Linked DNA regions of Homo sapiens: region 1 is linked to region 2. A link is an interaction called in ENCODE POLR2A ChIA-PET data of the cell type or tissue named here. Cell type or tissue: OCI-LY7. All regions are shown on one strand. Each heading gives the region's core, and the rest is flanking DNA. Links, peaks and the distances in the headings are about the cores only. Region 1 overlaps DOP1B (DOP1 leucine zipper like protein B). Region 2 overlaps MORC3 (MORC family CW-type zinc finger 3).

Region 1 (5,377 bases), core at 95-5,094, 200 kb after region 2:
TACTCAGCAGTAAAAAAGAAGGAAACTTTGATGTACACAACAGCCTGAATGACTCTCGAAGTAGCTTTGCTGAGTGAAAGAAGCCAGACCAGAAAAGGAGAGAGACGGCACATACTGTGGGATTCCATTTATATAAACTTTCAGAAAATGCAAACAAATCTATGGTGACAGAAAACAGATCAGTGGTTGTCTGGGGACAAGGGAGGGAGGGAGACGACAAAAGGACAGGAGGAAACTTCTGGGGGTGACAGATCCATGCTCATTGTCTTGATTGTGGTGATGGTTTCACAGGGATAAACGTTATGTCAAAACTCTTTAAATTATACACTTCTAAATGCTTGCAGTTTATTGTATGCCCAATAAAGTTGGAAAGAAATTTAAAAGGAAAAGACTATTTTTAAAAGATAGGTAAATGGGAATGCCTGTATGTGACTCAAATACAAGCTTGAATGTTGGTATTCCTGTTCAAACAGTTGCTTTTTTTCTGAAAAATACAAGTTTAACTTAGTTCCTTCTGTATTAGTTGGCCCAGGCTGCCATAACAAAATACCACAGAGTGGGCGGCTTAAACAACAGAAATTTACTTCTCCCAGTTCTGTAGGTTGGGAGTCCGCAATCAAGGTGCCAGCAGTTTCAGCTCTCTTCCTGGCTTGCAGACAGCCATCTCCTCACTGTGTCCTCACATGGTGGGAGGTGGGAGGAAGTCTGTCTCTTCCTCTTCCTTTTTTTTTTTTTCTTAAGAGACTCCTGGACTCAAGCAAACCTCCCACCTCAGCCTCCCAAGTAGCTGAGACTACAGGTGCATGCTACCACACCAGGCTAATTTTGTTTGTTCGTTTGTTTTTGTAGAGATGGGGTTTCCCCATGTTGTCCAGGCTGGTCTCAAACTCCTGGGCTCAAGTGATCCACCTGCCTTAGCCTCCCAAAGTCCTGAGAGTACAAGTGTGAGCCACTGTGCCTGCCCTCCTCCTATTCTTATAAGGCCACAGTCCTATTAAATTAGGGTCTCATCCTCATGACCTCATTTAACCTAAACCATCTGCCAAAGATCCTACCTTGATATACAGCTACACTGGGGTTAAGACTTCAGCATATGAGTTTGAGGGGAGAAGGAGAAACACAATTCAGTCCACAGCACCTTCCACACCAAGGCGTGACATGGAGTTTCTAGCTCCTAACTTTCTTGGGAGAATTTATATAGTGTAGGTGGGTCACAAACCCTTTCCCTTATCTATAAACTCAATTCTGTTAGATTGCTGGATATTTTAGTCTATTTTCTGTTGCTTATAACAGAATACCTGAAACTGGGTCATTTATAAAGAAAATAAATTTACTTTTTACAGTTACAGAGGCCAAGCTCAAGGGGCTGCATCTGGTGAGGGCCTTCTTGCTGGTGGAGACTCTCTGCAGAGTCCCGAAGTGGTGTGGGATATCACATGGCAAGGAGGCCGAGCATGCTAATGCTAGCTCAGGCCTCTCTTCCTCTTCTTATTTAGCTACCAGTTCCTCACCCAGGATAACCTATCAATGCATTAATCCATACGTCGAGTAACTCATTTATGAGAACAGAGCCCTCATGGTCTGGTCACCTTTTAAAGGCCCCCCCAACCCCAATATTGTCAAATTGGGGTTAAGTTTCAGCATGGACTTTGGAAGAGCCATTCAAATCACAGCACTGGAGGAATAATTCATCTCTAAATCTGGACTACCTCCAGCCCCACAGCAGACCTGAAAGGAAGAATGGCAAAAATATTCCTTCACTCAAACACAAAGTAAATAGACTATCCTGGCTACAAATTATCGAAAAGCATATCAGACTCTTTTCAGCAAAGAGAAATGCTCTTTTCAAAAAGACCATCTCGATCTTACAGTGTGAGTGGCCCTCACTGAGGCTGCTGTGAAGCCTGGGGTAGCAGTGCTCTTGAACACCCTCAGCTCCTTCAGATAACCTGGGGTAAGGGGTGAAGCTGCAACATCATCAGAGCCCCAGCATGGCACCCACAACAGAACGACAGCAAAGGATTCAGCAGCCTTTGCCACACCTTAGAAATGGGAGTTAGGACTGGGCACGGTGGCTCACGCCTGTAATCCCAGCACTTTGGGAGGTCGAGGCAGGCGGATCACCTGAGGTCAGGAGTTCAAGACCAGTCTGGCGAAACCCTGTCTCTACAAAAAATACAAAAAAAATTAGCCAGGTGTGGTGGCGCATGCCTGTGATCCCAGCTACTCAGGAGCCTGGGGCAGGAGAATCACTTGAACCTGGGAGGTGGAGGTTGTAGTGAGCCAAGATTGGGTCACTGCACTCCAGCCTGGGTGACAGAGTGAGACTCTGTCTCAAAAAAGAAAAGAAAGGGGAGGGGAGGGAAAAAAACGGGAGTTGGATCTGCATCTTCTAAATACTGGTGCCAAGAGCATCAGGACACTGCCAGAGACAAATGGATGCTGGGCTGGCCCCTCTCCTGCAGAGGTACAGGATCTAGTTTAACGTGAAGCCAGTCAAGAATTCCCATCAACAGCATCCTTTCCATTTGGTGTCTTCTCAGAAGGCAATTCAGGCCCTTATCATTCCACGATGACCCTGGCCCTGCACTTACCTGGCCACCTCCACCCTCACGGTCATAGCCACAGAGGTCATCAGAACAAAGGTTGCTAGAAAATGGCTAAAATCATAGCCCCAAATTTAGGTGTCACGCTCTAACAGAGGATGCCCTACAAGTGAGATGCTGAGATGAAACCAGGCACCCTGCAGGCTGAAAGATGCAGCTCATACACAAGGAGGCTGGCAGGGCTCGTAGCCTTGTTCTAGGCACTGAGCATGCAGGGTCTGGCCAGCAGGGATAAGGAGTGCAGAGTCAACTGTGGCAGCAGCACCAAGGCTCCAGTGGGGGAGGAAGGCTGAAAGGGCCACCCCCAGCAGACATGTAGGATACCCCCACAATGCAGTGCCCCATAAATAAGCTGGTGCAGAGCTCTTGGCATGCGGTGGAGGGGGCACAAATCACCTGGAACGCTTTCCTGACTCAGCAGTTCTGGGTGCTTAACTGTATCACCACACACACACACACACACACACACGCACACACACCCCAAAGTCGAAGCTCCTCACTGGGCTCCTGGATCAAGAACAAGACTAAAGAAATCACACTTCCTCTGTTCCTCCACAAGGTGTGTGATAAAAGACCATCTGGGCTTCTACCAGAGATCAGCTTTGTAAACAGGTGACAGGTGGAGAGACAGCCTGCACCTCCTCATCACATTCTGTCATGGCTGAACTGTATCCCTCTCAAACTCCTATGGCAAAGCCCTTCCTGACCTCCACCTGAGACTGGGACTGTATTTAGAGACAGGTTCTTTTTCTTTTTCTTTTCTTTCTTTTTTTTGAGACAGAGTCTCACTCTGTTGCCCAGGCTAGAGAACAGCAGTGCCATCTTGGTTCATTGCATCCTCCACCTTCTGGGTTCAAGTGATTCTCCTGCCTCAGCCTCCTGAGTAGCTGGGATTACAGGCATGCGCCACCATACCCAGCTCGTTTTTATATTTTCAATAGAAACAGGATTTCACCATGTTGGCCAGGCTGGTCTTGAACTCCTGACCTCAAGTGATCCACCCATCTTGGCCTCCCATAGGCCAAGGGATTACAAGCATGAGCCACCATACCCGGCCGGAGACAGGATTTTTAAATAGGTAATCAAAGTAGAATGAAGCAGTTAGGGTGAGCCCTAATGCAGTCTGACTGGTGTCCTTGTAAGAAGAGGAAATCTGGGCCAGGCGTGGTGGCTCACGCCTGTAATCCCAGCACTTTGGGAGGCCGAGGCGGGCGGATCACTTAAGGTCAGGAGTTCGAGACCAGCCTGGCCAACATGGTGAAACCACATCTCTACTAAAAATACAAAAATTAGCTGGCTGTGGTGGCAGGCACCTGTAATCCCAGCTACTTTGGAGGCTGAGGCAGAAGAATCGCTTGAATCTGGGAGGTGAAGGTTGCAGTGAGCCAAGATCGTGCTACTGCACTCCAGCCTGGGCAACAAAGTGAGACTCCATCTCAAAAAAAAAAAAGAAGAAGAAGAAGAAATCTGGATACAGATACACCCAGAGGGATGATCCTGTGAGGACCCAGGGAGAAGACACCATCTCCAAGCCAGGCAGCGAGGCCTCAGAAGAACCAACCCTGCCGACACGTTGATATTGGACTTCTGGCTTCCAGAACTGTGAAACAAAACAATCTGTTGTTTAATCCACTCTGCCAGTGGTATTTTGTTATGGCAGCCCTAGCAGACTAACACAGACTCCAGGCTGAAGAGGATTTATGTGAACTAATACTAGTCAACAGGGAAGAGGAGTTGATTCAGGCAGGGGTAAAAAATCAGGATCCCGGCCAGGCACGGTGGCTCACGCCTATAATTCCAGCACTTTGTGAGGATCACTCGAGCTCAGGAATTTGAGACCTGCCTGGGCAACATAGTGAAACCCTGTCTCTATGAAAAGAAAATACAAAAATTAGCCAGGCATGGTAGCGCACACATGCCTGTAGTCTCAGCTACTTGGGAGGCTGAGGCAGGAGGATGGCCTGAGCCCAGGAGGCAGAGGTTGCAGTAAACTGAGATCATGCCATTGCACTCCAGCCTCAAAAAAAGAAGAAGGATTCTGTTGGACTCACCCAAGTTTTTATTAATTTATTTATTATTTTGGTTTTTGGTTACCCAGGCTGGAGTGCTGGAGTGCAGTGGTGCAATCTCGGCTCACTGCAACCTCCGCCACCCAGGTTCCAGAAATTCTCTTGCCTCAGTCTCCCAAGTAGCTGGGATTACAGGTGCCTGCCATCACGCCCGGCTAATTTTTGCATTTTTAGTAGAGACGGGGTTTCGCCATGTCAGCAAGGCTGGTCTCAAACTCCTGACCTCAAGTAATCCACCCACCTTGGCCTCCCAAAGTGCTGGGACTACACACGTGAGCCACCACGCCTGGCCTCTCACCAAGTTTTTAGGTAAAGAGTTCTTGCAGCCGATCTGTAAAGGGCTGGAGTAGTTCACTAGGTCTCCAAGCTCCAACCCGTGTTCTTCCCACCACACTGCAGCACTAATTCTGAAACACACCATCAGGAGGCTCTGCTTTAAACAGGAGGTGCTTGTAGCTAACTGATGAAGACTCCGGAAGCTGAACTGTGTGACACCACAGACCTCATGCTGCCCTTCCTGTTCATGGCTGCTCTGTGAAACCGTAGTGTGTCATCAGATAAAAGCAGCGAAAAAACAAAAAACAAAAAAAACTGGTTCATTTAGGACCATTATAACTTTTTTTTTTTTTTAAAGAGCTTTAATGATAAGATTTTTAAATCCAGAGTTAATTTATTTCTATTAGCCTTCACTTCCAAAATCAA
Region 2 (5,377 bases), core at 165-5,164:
TTAATTACAAATATTTACATTCAAAACAGAGTCATGAGTTAGCTTCAGCTGCTCAATGCCAACAATTCACAGGTATTTCAAAACATAAGATAATGTGTCCACAATATTTGTGACCACATTTGAATGCATAGAATACAGTAAAGATTATGGTTTTCAGTCTGTTGCCTATCATATCTATAAAACAAAATTAATTATATTTTGAAAGCTGTACAACCAAAAGAATTGAGCAAATATTTTATCTTACATAACATATACTTTAAGTACTACTGATTTCACTCATTTGTTCAACAACTTGTCCTAAAATCTCATCAACTACATCAACATCGTAATTCACTTGCTGAAGATCAAGATCAGGCACAATCATAGCCAGCAGTTGTCCTACGTTAACTCGAAGAGATCGGAGTTTGAGGCTGCAAATACAAATATGTAACTTATTAGATGAGCATTACAAGTTAAGATTCATGTAGACCTTAAAAAGTAAAATATCAAAATCAAATCTCCGTAGAATAATATACAATTAAACAAAAGGAAAAGCAAAACCTCCCCTAGAGAACTCAATTTACTTTAATAATTCACTTTTATGAGTCAGGTGCACTTGCCCATGCCTGTATTCCCAGCATTTGTGAAGCCGAGGAGGGAGATCGCTGGAGCCCAGGAGTTCGAGACCAGCCTGGCCAACATGGTGAAACCCTGACTCTACTAAAAACACAAAATATTAGCCGGGCTTGGTGACGACACCTGTAGTCTCAGCTTCTCAAGAGGGTGAGGTGGGGGATCACCTGAGCCCAGGAGGTCAAGGCTGCAGTGAGCTGCGATGGCACCACTGCTCTCCAGGGTTCACGCAATTCTCCCACCTCAGCCTCCTGAGTAGCTGGAAGCACAGGCCCACACCACCATGCCCGGTTAATTTTTATTATTATTATTTGTAGCAATGGGGTTTCACTATATTGCCCAGGCTGGTCTCAAACTCCTGGGCTCAATCAAGCATTCTGCCCACCTCAGAGTGCTGGGATTACAGGCATGAACCACCATGCTTAGCCAGAATTATCTAAAACATGTTCTATAAGATATCCATAGTTGTGTAAGAGGTAATAAAAGGTTCTGTGGTCAAATAAGCTTGCAAAACATTGTGTTAAACAATGTTAAAGCAGCTTTTTTTTTACGCCGGGCACAGAGGTTCACGCCTGTAATCCCAGCACTTTGGGAGGCTGAGGCGGGCAGATCGCCTGAGGTCAGGAGTTCAAGACCAGCCTGATCAACATGGTGAAACCCCGTCTCTCCCTAAAAATACAAAATGTAGCTGGGCGTGGTGGCGCACACCTATAGTCCCAGCTACTGGTGAGGCTGAGGCAGGAGAATTGCTTGAACCTGGGAGGCAGAGGTTGCAGTGAGCCGAGATTATGCAACTGTACTCCAGCCTGGGCATCAGATCAAGACTCTGTCTCCAAAAAAATAATAATAATAATAATTGTAGGACTGCTCTGATCCTATTACATGCTTAAGTTACCGTGCATTTACAGAGAACAATGGTTTGCTGAAAACACTGGGAAACCATAGATTAAGATAATTATGCCTTCCAAGTTTATGAATATCAACATTCTAGACTTTTTAAAAAATGCCCAAAAGTATTTAAGCAATAAACACCTAAACTGTAAGGCAGCTTTTGCTTCAAATATTATGGCAAACACATAAAATGAGTGTTACAGTTGTTCTTGTTCCCTACCCCACTACAATATAATAAGTCCATATTTAATTTAGATACTGATTTTTCTCGAGTGGAAATCTATGAAGGGATCAAGATGTTCTTCCTTAGTCTGATAATGCGGAGAATGTGATTTTGAGCATGTTTTTTTGTGAGCTTTTATGGTAAGAGTCCACTAGACCTTTGATAATACTTTAATCGTTCCCATACCAGCTTTTTTTTTTTTTGAGACGGAGTTTTGCTCTTGTTGCCAAGGCCACAGCGTGATGGCGCGATCTTGGCTCACTGCAACCTCCTTCTCCCAGGTTCAAGCGATTCTCCTGCCTCAGCCTCCCAAGTAGCTGGGGTTACAGGTGTGCACCACCATGCCAAGCTAATTTTGTATTTTTAGTAGAGACGGGGTTTCACCATGTTGGTCAGGCTGGTCTCGAACTCCTGACCTCAAGTGATCCACCCATCTTGGCCTCCCAAAGTGCTGGGATTACAAGCATGAGGCACCACGCTTGGTTTTAAGACAGAGTCTTGCTCTGTCACCCAGGCTGGAGTGCAGTGGCGCAATCTCGGCTCACTGCAACCTCCACCTCCTAGGTTCAAGCGATTCTCCTGCCTGAGCCTCCCGAGTAGCTGGGACTACAGGCGCCTGCCACCACGCCCGGCTAATTTTTGTACTTTTAGTAGAGACAGGGTTTCACCATGTTGGCCAGGCTGGTCTTGAACTCCTGACCTCAGGTGATCCGCCCAACTCAGCCTCCCAAAGTGCTAGAATTATAGGTGTGAGCCACCACGCCTGGCCTATCTACTTGTTTTAATAGGACTTCTTCCTAATATCATCTGTACTATGGCAATTTTTAATAATTTTGCAATTTCCTAAAAGATTAGAGTGAGCATACAGTGAAATAAGGACAGCAAGCCATAAAGACATGGTACCAAGTACGACAATAAAAGAAAAACAGGTTGAAGGAGTGAGTTTCAGTAAAAGTCTCCTGTCTTCTACTCATGGCCAAATTCCCCCTATTCTTCAATATCTTGTCCATTTTTATTTTCCTTCAAAAAGCATTCTAAAACCACTCTGACCAATCAAATGCTTTATCCCTTCTAAATTCCTATTCCACTTAAATAGAACCTAAAGGGTCAGAAACTGGAAAGGAAGGATAATGAAGTGTCACTTCTTTTTTATCTATCATAACACCAGGGTCACAGCAGACCATCAATAACTTCTTTTGACAGAACAGTATCTATTTGATGGGTGCTAGCAGATAAAAATAAATAGTATCCTAACCATAATTGCAGCCCCACAAAAACGCCTCATTTAATATTACCTTTCTCCATCCATATGATTTACAGACTCCTCAATGTTACTTGATGTTGAAACATCTGTTGCCGTCTGTTGATTTGTAGATTTTAACTGTTCTACTTCAGTTTTGAGTTCTTCACACTGTGAACGGATTTGTGACTTTTCCATTTCCAGCAATTCAACCTAACAAAAATATAAATGAGCTTTATAACTGTAAAACTTAAAAATACTAATGGCAAAGTGAAATTTCAAGCTAATATAGAGAACCTGCTTGATAACATTATCAACTATCAAAAAACAAATACACAAAGAAAAACCAGTAGTTTTCTATAAACAAGGCTTCATTCGTTTACAGCTTCACTTCTACATCTTTTTACACTGAGAGAATACAACATATTACCACTTGATTTAAAAAAAAAAGTGGTACCTAGAAAATGAAAAACCAGCCGGGCATGGTGGCTCACGCCTATAATCCCAGCACTTTGGGAGGCTGAGGTGGGCAGATCACCTGAGATCAGGAGTTTAAGACCAGCCTGACCAAAATGGAGAAACCCCATCTCTACAAAAAATACAAAATTAGCTGGGTGTGATGGCAGCCGCCTGTAATCTCAGCTACTCGGGAGGCTGAGGCAGGAGAACTGCTTGAACCCAGGAGGTGGAGGTTGCGGTGAGCTGAGATCACGCCATTGCACTCCAGCCTGGGCAACAAGAGCGAAGTTCCATCTCAAAAAAAAAAAAAAACAAAACAAAACAAAACAGAAAAACCAAGATACTAATGCCTAAATTATGTTAATGTCACAGTGGTTTTTATTTCTTGCATACTCATCAGCTTATAATTAAGTTACAATAATGAGTTTATGCTTTTTATAAACAGATGGTCCCTGACTTACAACGGTTTGACTTTATGATTTTCCAGCTTTATGATGGTGTGAAAGTTATATGCATTCTATAGAAACCACACTTTGCATACCAATACAATCATTCTGTTTTTCATTTTCAGCACAGATTCAATACATTACATGAAATACTCAGTATGTTGTAATAAACCAGACTTTGTGTTAGATGATTTTGCCCAAATGTAGGCTAACACAAGTGTTCTGAGCACTTTAAGGCAGGTTAGGCTAGGCTAAGATTTTGGGAGGTTGGCTGTAATTAAATGAATGTTGGAGTTAATGCTGTTTCCAACCTATGATGGGTTTTTCAGGACTGACACCATCATAAGTTGAGGAGCATCTGTATTTTGTCATTCAACTCCTGAGCCAAGACATCAAGATTAGTGTTTGCATGAGTAGCAAATATTCCCAAGGAAGAGACAGCACAGCACCACACCATGGTTCCCAAACTCTTTTTAGCAGGAAAATCCTTTCAAAGGCCTCACACACAAAAATGTATAAAATAGATTAAAAGGAGCTACCTGAATTTGAAGTAGGGGCATATGAAGAAGCTACTGATATTTATCATTTGTCTCTTGGTATTTATCGTTTTTCTCCTTCTTTCTCAGTAGAAGAACCCATGCATAAAGACTGCATTTCCCAGGCACCCTTTAGCCAGATGACTCAGTTCTGATAGTCAGAACACAAGCAACTCAGGCCAGGCATGGGGGCTCACGCCTGTAATTCCAACACTTTGGGAGGCCAAGATGGGTGGATCACTTGATGTCAGGAGTTTGAGATCAGCCTGGCCAATGTGGTGAAACCCTGTCTCTAATAAAAAGACAAAAATTAGCCGGGCATGGTGGCATGTGCTGTAATCTCAGCTACTCGGGACGCTGAGGCAGGAGAATCGCTTGAACTCGGGAGGTGGAGGTTGCAGTGAGCCGAGATTGGGCCACTGCACTCACTCCAGCCTGGGCAACAGAGCGAAATTCTGTCTCAAGAAGAAGAAGAAAAAAAAAAAAAAAAAAAAAAAAAAAAAAAATATATATATATATATATATATATATATGTATGTATGTATATTAATCAAAGATTTTAAAAGGGATAAGTCAGTTTCTCTCAGGAATCTTGAAAGACATAATCTAGAAAAATGAATGACTCCATAACTAAAGGATTAACTATACTTAAAAGCAGAATTGATGCCCAAAAAAGAACATAATTAACTGTATTAATGAGGTATTAAGTTAATATTGGTATTCTGAACAGGACATTTACCATACCTGGCTACCCCTAATATTTTTCAGGAATGCACATCTCAAGACATTGGAAGAACCAAAAATGCCCCTACACAATTCCATATGCCTCCAGGAGGCCCTCTCCTCAGTTGAGAACCAGTAGAATAACAGACACTCAATAAGAACAGAATTATTTTTAAGTGAAAGCATTCCAATCAAGCAATTGGCAGCTTTTTTTTGAGACAGAGTCTCGCTCTGTTGCCCAGGCTGG

What was found. Peaks named below come from ENCODE experiments on the same cell type or tissue, not always from the same donor. Only the 100,000 strongest peaks of a DNase experiment are listed, where the experiment ranks them.
Region 1: POLR2A ChIA-PET joins it to region 2 with 8 read pairs; 6 of 35 experiments call an interaction of 5 or more read pairs at or near these places.

The regions. Positions count from the first base shown.
Region 1 is chr21:36,173,796-36,179,172 of GRCh38, reverse strand. The region is part of intron 2 of DOP1B (DOP1 leucine zipper like protein B); the gene reads right to left. Among named protein-coding and RNA genes, the nearest start is that of DOP1B, 20 kb to the right of the region's middle. In OCI-LY7, for the core only: no CTCF peak of the experiment used is centred there; a DNase peak (open chromatin) is centred at 3,182.
Region 2 is chr21:36,370,176-36,375,552 of GRCh38, reverse strand. It overlaps MORC3 (MORC family CW-type zinc finger 3), which reads right to left. Exons shown (of 17, transcript NM_015358.3): 16 at 3,022-3,179; 17 at 1-410. The coding sequence ends at 257. Among named protein-coding and RNA genes, the nearest start is that of CHAF1B, 13 kb to the left of the region's middle. In OCI-LY7, for the core only: no CTCF peak of the experiment used is centred there; no DNase peak of the experiment used is centred there.